Regions from separate parts of the Homo sapiens genome. Here region 1 is linked to region 2. Evidence: chromatin contacts called from ENCODE Hi-C or POLR2A ChIA-PET data. All regions are on one chromosome and are shown on one strand. Each heading gives the region's core, a stretch centred on a gene start or an enhancer-like site at or near the end of the contact. The rest is flanking DNA. Distances are from core to core; before and after follow the strand shown.

Region 1 (5,156 bases), core at 1,272-3,771, 8.8 Mb after region 2:
AAATGCTGAGTAGTAGTATTATAATTAATAACATTATTACCAACTCCATTTGACAAATGAGAAAGCAAAGGCTCAGAGAGGTGAAGTCCCTTCCCCAGATCATACAGCTAGGTGGTGGGGGCATCATCATTATTATTGGTTTTTGTTTTTTTTGTTTTTTTGTTTTTTTTTTTGAGATGGAGTCTTGCTCTGTCACCCAGGCTGGAGTGCTCGGCTCACTGCAACCTCTGCCTCCCAGGTTCAAGCAATTCTCCTGTCTCAGCCTCCAGAGTAGCTGGGCTGGGATTACAGGGGTGCACCACCATGCCCAGCTAATTTTGGCATTTTTAGTAGAGACGGGGTTTCATCATGTTGGCCAAGCTGGTCTCAAACTCCTAACCTCAGGTGATCCGCCTGCTTCGGCTTCCCAAAGTGCTGGGATTACAGGCATGAGCTGCCTTGGGAATCATTATTATTAATATTTATCTGTGATATCAGTAAAATAATTGAATAAGCAAGGCTTACTAATAACCCTGCATATTCCTGTTGCTCCCTTCTTCTTGGGTTTCTAGATTGCGTTTTGGAAAGTTTTACCTCATTGACTTACAAATACAGAAATAAGTGATTCTTCAGAATAGGGATTTGGATCAGGAGCAGCAGGGAGTGCTCATTAAAAGGGCAGATTCCAGACTCTCACCCCTGCAGATTCTCATTCAGTAGGTCTGAGGTGGGTTGTGAGCATCTGTAGTTTAAAGGCATCCTGGGTGATTTTGAGGACTTCTGGTTGAGAACTGCTTTAATGCATCATTCAGCCTGCTAGCCAGTCAGTCAGCAAATGCCAGGCATCATCTCTGTACCACTACCCTGCCCTGAGAGGGCAGACAGGGCAAGACCCACCCCCGCCCTCCGCTGGCTACACTTTGTTACTGGTGACTATTACTCACCCCTTTTGAAATAGGCGTCATTTGTCCCTTAGCCTTTCAAAATGAATCCTTCTATACTGGGAAGGTTATAGACTTGCCAGATCTCTGAGCAGGAAAAGATCCAAGAAATCAAATCCAGCCACACTGCCAGTCCAGCCCCTCCTACAGCTGGGGCAATGCCCCCCCCGCCCCCCCCCCCCCGCCGCAAAAAAAAAAAAAGCAGGGGAAAGTGGGTCTCCTCACTCTCAAACCAGTGCTCTCCCTATGACACCAAAGAGCCTGTTTCTGTTTCTTGCTTCATTCATTACTCCGGTTCCCTTGACTGAGTTCCTCTCAGTCCCAGAAGACCTAGAAAAGGGTCGTGGTTGGTCATGGGTTTCGAGTAAACAGGCCTGGGTTTCAATCCCGATTCCCCCACCATCTAGCTATGTGACCTGGGGAAGTGACTTTACCTCTCTGAACACTTTCTCATTTGTCAAATGGAGTTGGTAATGTTATTATCTGCCTCCCTGGGCTATCCTGAAACTAAAATGCGATACACTGGTTGTTACTTTGGTGACTGTTAACACCCCAGCTACCCCCACCCCCTGCCTGGCTCCGTTAATCACCAGCTAGTGTGGATGATGAGGGAGAGGTGAGCCCTGTAGCATAAGGGCAGTGCCTCTCCGATGTCTGTGTCTCATAGGGTCAACTCCCGCGGCCAGCTGCGAGGAGGAGGAGTTGCCCCCTGACCCTAGCGAGGAGACGCTCACCATAGAAGCCCGATTCCAGCCTCTGCTCCCGGAGACCATGACCAAGAGCAAAGATGGCTTCCTAGGGGTGAGTTGGGGACCACAGGCAGTGGGGTCATCTGTGTGTATCCCGAAGATGAGTTTCTGCTCCATTCATCCATCTTTCCTCTGCCCTCTGTGTGCCCACTAGAGCCAGGCCCTGGAGGTCCATGTGCGGTGATGTTGTCCCTGCTGTCCAGGCATACAGCCTGCTGGGGGAGCAGGAGAGAGAAGCATTAGCTTCTGCCCCAGACTGGGGAATCTGGGATAGCTTCCTAGAGGAAGTGACATCTGGTAGACTGCAGGATGAGGAGGGCTCAGCAGGGTGACTGAGCACAGGTTGGGGGGGTCTCGGAGGAAGCAGCAGTGCAGTAGAGACCCTGTTAGTGCAGCCGCCCCACATACTATGATGATTATTTCCCACACACTATGATGATTACTTCCCACACATCCATCTCTTCCCCACGGGGCATAGCATGATGCCTGGCTCCTGATAGGTACTCTGTTGAACTCTGATGATCTAGACCTGAGGTTTGGTCCCCAGCAGAGGGCTGTGGGGTGGGGAGGGCACCTGAGAAGGTGGAGGTAGGAGGTGGACAGATGCTCTCCTTGCCAGCCCCTCCCCAACCCAAGGCCCTTTGGACAGGGTCCTGAGCGCATTGCAGGATGAAGCTGCCTCAGCCCCTGCCTGCCCTTTTGCACTCTCTCCCACTCTCTCCTCCCCTCTGTGGGCTTCCTCTGTTCCAACCACACCAGACTTCCTTCCTTCCAAATCCCCAGGCTTTCTTCCAACTGGGAGCCTTCTCACATGTGGTTCCCTCTGCCAGGAACACTGCCTCTCTGTGCCCAGCCCACACAGCCCGACCCAGCCTTTTCATCTCAGCCAATGCCACTTCAGCACGAACAGAGGCCTGAAGGCAGGAGTGCCAGGCTGGTCACTGAGGCCAGGCAGTGGGTGTGTCTGGGCCCAGGGGGCATGCAGGACCCACACAGGGGCATCCCAATCAGTGGGGCCAGGAGAGAAGGTGCCAGACCCCACCAAGGGCTTTGTTGCCTGCCTTTGGCCTTCATTCTATGGTGGCTGAATATCGTGCAGATTTTAAATAAGACAGCTTTCTCATCAGACCTGGGCTCTCCAGGCCAGGGACGGGGCATGTGTAGAATGGGGAGAAGTGGGAGGCAAGAAGACCAGTTCTGGAGGGGAGACGGAGGAGATGGAGAGTAAGGGCAGCCTGGAGGATGCTGGGGAAGGAAGGGCAGGGAGCGGCTCCTCATGGACAGTGGGTGGGCAGGAGTTGGATGACTCAGGCTTCTGGCTGTGACCAGGGGCATGGTGGGCTGCTTGCCCAGATGGGGACTGTAGGCGGGGAGGGAGTAGGGGATAGAGAATGAGGTCAGTCTGCACATGTTGAAGTTGAGGTCCCCAGGGGATGTTGGATGTCTGCTGCCCAGCAGCAGCCCCTTGGCAGTGCCCAACTCTAGAGCCTGGCAGCCACATGGCAAAAGAAACTTGGGAATGACCTTGAGGCTGGCACCTGTGGCGGAATTGCCACCTGGCCCAGCCCAGGGAAGCAGTGCTGGGGAGCCCCTTTCTTTTTTTTTTTTTTTTTTTTGGGACGGAGTCTCGCTCTGTCGCCCAGGCTGGAGTGCAGTGGCGCGATCTCTGCTCACTGCAAGCTCCGCCTCCCGGGTTCAAGCTATTCTCCTGCTTCAGCCTCCCGAGTAGCTGGGACTACAGGTGCCCACCACCACACCCGGCTAATTTCTTTGTATTTTTAGTAGAGACGGGGTTTCACCATGTTGACCAGGATGGTTTCAATCTCCTGACCTCGTGATCCACCTGCCTCGGCCTCCCGAATTATAGGCGTACAGGGATTATAGGGATTACAGGTGTGAGCCACCATGCCCGGCCGGGAGCCCCTTTCTTAACCTCATCGCTGCAGGTTCAGGGAGGGACAGAAATTCCAAGGAGGAGCTCACAGGGAAGGGCATTGCCCGTTTTGGGTCCTGTTTACTTGCCGTCTCCCACTATAAGCTCCAAGAAGACAGGGTGCACAGTGTACCCTGATAGAAACTTCCTATACAGTAGGTGCATAAAACATTTTGTGGAATGAACAAATGAATAAACGTGTTCTTCTCAGCCAAGGAGACAGTGCAGCAGATAGGCAGGAGTCCAGGAAGTGGTCAAAACCGGTCTGACCTTCCACAAAAGGAGATGGGGAACCCATCTCCATGGATTTGGCAGTGATGGGCTGGTCTGAGCAGATAAGTCCGCACAGACAACAAGAACTGGGGTGAGGCAGGAGCAGCACCCCTAGCCCTGGCCCCCGAGCAGAGCCCCAGCAAGCCCAGCACCCATCGCTGGCAGGTCCCCTGCAGGGGGTGGCAAGCCTACAAGCAGGACCCAGGAAGGCGGGCTCGGCCTGGCCCGGCACAGCCAGCTCTGCCTTGAGAACCGCCTGTTAAATCTGTCTCTGTGGGAGCTCCCTGCCTGCTTTCCTCCTACCTCCCACCAAGCCTGAGCTCCTGCTGCCAGGGAGGTGGCGACAGAAGAGGGAATCTGCTGTTCCCCAAATGCTGGCCGACGTGTAGACAGCTCTGTGGTCTCTGAGCGTCCTCTCCGAGCCATCAGCTTGTCAGACAGAGGCGAGGCAGGTCACCGATGAGGACTCGGGCTTAGGGAAGGCCTTTTGCCCAGGGTGGGGCAGGCTGTACTTAAGGCAGGGCCCTTCTGGGGGTGGCCTTCCTTCCCCTTCCCTGTGGTCTCATCCTGCTCTTGACCCTAGAGATTTCACCTCAAACATGATTGGCCACCACCCTCATCGGACTTAGCTCCAAACCGAAACCCTGAGCTGGCCAGTGGGACATTAGTCCCTGGGAGGAGACTTGGAGAGGAGACTGGGGAGGGAGAGTAGGGCTGCTGGAGGGCCAGGGAAGCCAGGCAGGGTGGTGGCACCCAAGGCTGGCCCATGGGCTTATGCATAGGATGGAGGTGGGACTATGTGAGGCACAGAGCCCCACCATCCCCATTCCAACCTTGCCCTCGAGCGAGCTGCTCTGGCCTGGGCTGCGCCTGGGTGGGCTGTGCCTGGGTGGGCTGTGCCTGGGTGGGCTGTGCCTGGGTGGGCTGTGCCTGGGTGGGCTGCAGAGGCACTGCAGCAGGGAGAGGAGCCTCTCTCTGGCGGGATATTGCTAAGCTTGTGGCCATCATAAGGGCAGGAACCTCCCTGGGGTCCATCTGCTCCCTTGGTGTGGGCTGGCTCGGGGCTTGAGGGAGACCTCCACCCACATGGTACAGGAGACCCCGGAGTCAGGTTCTCAGATTCCTGGAGCTTTGCTTTCCCCCGCCCCAGGTCTCCCGCCTCGCCCTGTCCGGCCTCCGAAACTGGACAGCCGCCGCCTCACCAAGTGCAGTGTTTGCCACCCGCCACTTCCAGCCCTTCCTTCCCCCGCCAGGCCAGGAGCTGGGTGAGCCCTGGTGGAT
Region 2 (5,350 bases), core at 2,212-4,711:
AGCGGGTCCAGGTCATACTGGCCCTGAGCCAGCAAGCCTGCTGTGGGGAGGCAAAGCATGTAGGGTACCCCATCGGGAGGGGCAACGGGGGCCCGAGGCGCTTCTGGAGAGTGGAGGCGGGGGTCACAAGGTCAGGCCCATAAGAGCCTAGGACCCCACAAGCAGATTCCTAGAGGATCCAGACTCTTCTTCGATGGTAAAGACCCTTCCCCACCCTGGTCATGGGTCACCTCCCTGACCTTACCCTGCCCCTTCCTGTTGCTGGCCTCCTGGCTGCTCCTAGGACTCCACATGCTCCTGCCTCCCTCAGAGCCTTTGCACCTGACACTCCCTGGGCCTGTGAGGCCTGCTCAGCTCCTTCAGGTCTTCCCTGGAATTTCAGCTGTGCCAAGATGCCGCCCCACCTCCAGCCCACCAGCCCTCCTGCTGATTTCTGTCCAGCACTCAGCACATGCTGGAGTTTCTCATGTCTGCTTGTTTCCTATTTGTCTCCCTTCCCTGGACTGGCAGCATGATGAGGAGCAACGATGTGTCTGCCTGGTTCATCGCTGAATCCCCAGGGCCTAGCCCAGCACTTGGCACGTGGTAGGGACTCAACACATCGCTGCTGAATGAATGAATGTTGGCCCTGCTAGGACTTTTGTGGTCCTCATTGATTCTCTTCATTTGGCCAGTAGGGACCCCCACAAGGTCAGGACTGTATAGAGCAGAAGGGCCCTGAATGGATCTAGAACTCAAGCATCCGGACTCCCTGCCTTGGGTGCCCCTGCACCTGCACATCGGCTCCCAGAGAGGCCTTGTGCCTTGTGCCCACGGAGTCCTTGTGCCTGGGACGTGCCCTCCAGAACCCTGCCTGCCTGCTGCTGTGGAAGGCTGGGGGAAGGGCCAGGAGCTGCCTCCAGATGCTGCCAGGGTTGGCTGGTCCAGTCTGTGGTCCAAGCAGGCAGAAGGCCCTGGGAGCTGGGGAGCTGAGTTCTGGTCATAAGTCGTGACAAAGGCTCACTATGAATTCCCCCTACTAACCCTACTCCTCAGCCCCACATAAGAGGAGCTACCCCCTGCCCCAGGAGCCACTTACCAGGCAGGAATAGCAGGAAGAGGTAGGCAGCTCTCATGGCAACAAAGAGGCAGGCCGGGGTGGTGTCAGAGAGGACAGCTGGGGAAAGACCGGTGGGAGAGCTCTACCCAGGGCCACACCCAGGACAGCAGAGCTCACCTTTGATCCCCTGATTTCGCCCTGGAGAAGGTGGCACCCAGAATAGAAGCCAGGCATGGGAGGGCTGGAGTGGAGGGACATCCCAGTCCCTGCTGGCCCACCCAGGTGTTCAGGTCACAAGGGACAAGGCCTCCAACCCAGCTCCAGGGCTGATCCTGACAAGCAAACCCCGTGTAGTGGGTGTACTTGATGTGGTCAGGGAAGGGCGGACCCTGCCCTGCTCACTAAGGGGACATTCCTAATGTGCTCCCAGCCCAGGCCATTCTGTCCTCACCCACACCCGTGCTCAGCCCTCTGGCCCAGTGGCTCCCTGGGTGTCCAAGGCACTGACTGCGTGAATCACTGAACCCAGGCCCATCCTTGGGACCCCAGCCCTGGCCAGCCGGCATCACCGCCTGGACTCAGCAGCTTCTGCCAAGCCACCACCTGCTCCCAATTAGCCCCTGGGCCCTAAGCATCCTGCTCAGCAGGAAACCACATACACATGGGCCTGCCCGGCCCCCAGAGCGGCCAGGCCGGGCAGGGCTCCCAGCTCCCAGAAGACTCCTCTCCTGCCAGGCCTCCAGGCCTCGCAAGACCTGGCTGTGTGCATCACAGGCTCACGAGACCCGGGCTATTTGCAGCAGCAGGAAGCACGAGAGTGAAGCCTGAGGGGGCTCCTCTGGATCCCAGAAAGGCAGCACTGAAGGGGCCGTGACATCACCCAGGCTGGGGGTTCTGCACCCCCTGACACTGTAGGCAAGTGTGTGTGTCATTTGGAGGGAGAGGGCATGGGGTCCGTGGCTTTCATCAGGCTCCTGACATTCAAGAGCCCAGCCTCCAGTCCTGGCTACACGGTGGGACTTGGGGGAGCCTCCGGTTCCCCACATCCAGCCCCAGCTCAGTGGAGGGCCACCTCAGGTCCGTCAGCCTTCTGTAGGGAGGGCTGCGAGGGCGGGGTCCATCCAGGAGGGCCCCTCCCGGCTGCAACCCAGGAAGTCCTTTCAGAGAGCTAGCTGGAAACCCCAACTTTGGTCTATTTTCCCCACTGGGAGTCCAGGGAGAGGGGAGGGAAAGGGGAGAAAGCAGGAGGTCTTTCCCTCCTTCCTCTCAATCCTGAGGCCTCCTGACCCCCTGGCTCCTCTCATGCATTAGGCACCTCACTAAGGTGGAGTGGGAGCCGGGAGACGAAGCTCAGGACCAAGCTGCCCCAGAGGCGAGGGATAGCTGGCTCCCCACACCCCATTCTGAAAACCCTTGACCTCCTCATGGGAGGGGGATGAAAAGACCCAGAGAGCCTTCCTTGCCCTTCTCCCCATCCGTCAGGTCGGTCGGAGCCCCCGCTGCTCAGCAGAAGGCGCTGAATTGGGGCAAGAGGGGTTGCAAGGTGTTGGGGGATGCCTGTCGGTACCCTGCGGGGAGTCTTCCTCCCCTAGGACTGGCCCCCGAACCCAGGCTTATTGGGGGAAGGAGGCCCACGGGCTAGCGGGGAGGCAGGAAAGAGAGAAGTCAGTGTGGAGTTCATGAACTCCTCCCACGGGACCACATCTCCGAGCTCTTCTAGACGAAGGGGTTTTGGGGCGTGCGGGAGGCCAGGACCTGCCTGGGAGGCTGCCCCACCCCCACCTCTGGCCTCTTCCACAGCTGCGGCCTCCCCCACCCCCGACTCCCCTGCGTCCTGGGAGGTGGGGGACAGGGGGCCCCGACGCTCGCTCAGACATCAGACGGAGGGAGGGCTCTGCCGGCTCCAGAGCCGGGCTCAGGGGGAGGGGTCCCGGCGGGAGAAACCCAGATGTTGCAGCGCCGCACAGCTGGGAACAATCAGCCGCGGAAACTTGCTCCGCGCGCCCTCGCGCTCCCGTCTCTGATCTCTCTTTGTCTCTCTGCGTCTCTGTCTCGGCCATTCCCACCGGACCCCCCCCCCCCACCCCACCCGCCACATTCCAACCTCCCCGGGAGAACAAAAGATGTCCCATCCCCCGACGACCTCACCTCTGGCTCCCCCCAAACTCGGGCTCCCCGCCCTTCCCAATTCGCGTTCTCTCTGCAGAGCAACCCCAAACTTTCCAGGTGCCCCCTTGGCCTCCGCTCTGAAGGCGCGGGGTTCAGGAACCTCCGCGGCTGCCCCAGGATCGAGGACCCAGAGAGCCTGGCACCCTCGCCCCCGCGCCGGGGGACCCGCCGACGCCCCTGACCGCCCCCCGGGGCCCCCAAGCGCCAGGCCCGCGCCTACCTGTCCGGGTCACTCCGCCGCCCGCTCCGAGTCCGCCCGCCGGAGCCGCCCCTTGGCCCGCTCCGAGTCCCCCTCCGGGCCCCCGACGGGGCTGGCGCCCGCCCTCCAGCCCCGGAGCCGCTGGGTCCTAACGCGAGCTGCCCGCATGGGCCGCCACGCCGTGCCCTCGGGGTTCCATCTCCTGGGGGGGGGGGTGTCCCCGGGGTAGAGGCGCCCGGGGCCGTCCTCACGTCTGTGCAAAGCTTCCTCCTCCTCACAGCTGCTCCTCACTCGACGTCGACGGGGTGAGGGGGGTGAGGTGGGCAAGGGTAGGTGTGTTGCCCATTTCACAGAGGAGGAAATCAAGCCTCCCAAAGTGACTCACCCTAGGCCCCTCAGCCAGAAAGTAAGCCTCGATCTCCCTCTGCCTTCTCCCAGCTTCCAGGACACTCTCCTGCCTTGGTTTTCCTTCTGCCTCTCCAGCCAAGCCTGCTGCCTCTCTCAGGCCCGCACCCTCCTCTCCTACACTGCTGAGCTCTGGGCCATGGCTGGCTTCCACAACCAGCGGTTCTTTCTTTCCTTTTCTAGAGACAGGGTCTTGCTGTGTTGCCCAGGCTCGTCTGGAACTTCCGGCCTCGAAATTTTGGCCTCAAGCATTCCTCCTGTCTCATCCTCCTGGGCTGTTGGGATTACAGGCATGAGTCCCTGCCCCCGGCCATAACCAGCACCTCTTTCAGCCCTGACCCAGCCTATGTGTCCCACAAATGTCCTCAAGATGCATCAGCTTCAACAAGCATCCAAGTCCAAATTCACGACCTCCTAACTCTCCCCCAGACCTGGCCCTCCAGGATTCCCAGTCCCCCCTTGGCCCCGCAGCCTTCCATTACCCAGGCTTCCTCCCCTGCCCTTAGCCCTGCATCTAATCCAGCACCCACCCGTGAATGCTACCTGAAAAATTTCTTTTGTGACTCCGTTCACTGCTCCCACCCTGGCCTAAGCCACTGTGAGACCAAGTTGCAATCCCAAGAAACCGCATTTGCTCTTTCTGCTTGTCAGAAGCTGACAAAGCCCTGACTCAGTGACTGGGGGCAGCCCAACGGAAGGATGCCTTGAAGATGGCAGGCAGGGCAGAACACAGGCTCCCACGCCTCTTGCCTGAATCACTGCATTGTTAGAAAATATAAGTTAAATGATCCTGGCTGTGCCTTTTCCTGTACATAAGATAGCACCTGACAGGATTGACGATTATGCCTCTATAATCTATATAACTAGGTGCATCCTCGAACCCAAACCTTGGCGAGATTTGCACTAGTGTAGCTTCTGAAGACATTTGATGTAAATTTTTCTTCTTCTTTTTTTAATGAGACCGGGTCTCGCTCTGTCATCCAGGCTGGAGTGCAGTGGCACCATCACAGCTCACCTCTTGGGCTCAAGTGATCCTTCCACCTCAGCCTCCCAAGTAGCTGGGACTACAGGCAAGAGCCGCCATGCCTGGCTAATTTTTTTTTTTTTTTTTTTTTTTTGTATTTTTTGTAGAGAAGGGGTTTTGCCGTGTTTGCCCAGTCTGGTCTCAAACTCCTGAGCTCAAGCAATCCACCCGCCTCAGCCTCCAAAAGTGCTGGGATTACGGACGTGAGCCACCGTGCCTGACCATAGCTTCTGAGCACACACAGAACCGCCTGCCTCTGTATCTAAACTGTGGGCTGAAATGCTGCTTTGGCGCAGTCTAACAGAAACTCTCTGAAACCCTCTCCCAGGGTGCAGTCCTCAGTAAGACTCAATAAAACTAACTTTAATTTTTTCAATGGCTGATTTTTTTTTTTTTTTTGAAATGGAGTTTAACTCTGTTGCCCAGGCTGGAGTGCAGTGGTGTGACCTCGGCTCCCTGTAACCTCCACCTCCCGGGTTCAAGAGGTTCTCCCAACCCAGCCTCTCGGGTAGCT

The links. Hi-C counts contacts between places; a loop is a spot of excess contacts on that map. ChIA-PET counts read pairs that join two places held with the same protein, here RNA polymerase II (POLR2A).
Region 1: a map of transverse colon shows a loop between it and region 2 (26-fold over the local background). The contact joins the enhancer-like site here to the promoter of MFAP2 in region 2. A Hi-C loop is called at or near these places in 1 of 168 maps with a recorded cell type or tissue (transverse colon). POLR2A ChIA-PET finds 5 or more read pairs at or near these places in 1 of 52 experiments (activated CD4-positive, alpha-beta T cell).

Annotation. Positions count from the first base shown.
Region 1 is chr1:25,803,555-25,808,710 of GRCh38, forward strand. SELENON (selenoprotein N) reads left to right here. Exons shown (of 12, transcript NM_206926.2): 3 at 1,588-1,721; 4 at 5,026-5,156. Among named protein-coding and RNA genes, the nearest start is that of SELENON, 5.9 kb to the left of the region's middle. Within about 2 kb of position 2,522, at least 13 of the 41 ENCODE cell types and tissues checked have a DNase peak (open chromatin) inside an H3K27ac peak, as active enhancers do.
Region 2 is chr1:16,977,159-16,982,508 of GRCh38, forward strand. MFAP2 (microfibril associated protein 2) reads right to left here and starts at 3,462. Exons shown (of 9, transcript NM_002403.4): 1 at 3,429-3,462; 2 at 1,079-1,156; 3 at 1-40. The coding sequence starts at 1,115. It overlaps LOC105376806 (a long non-coding RNA gene), which reads left to right. Exons shown (of 2, transcript XR_947003.3): 2 at 511-637. RefSeq lists enhancers at 1,224-1,729, 1,730-2,237, 2,238-2,743.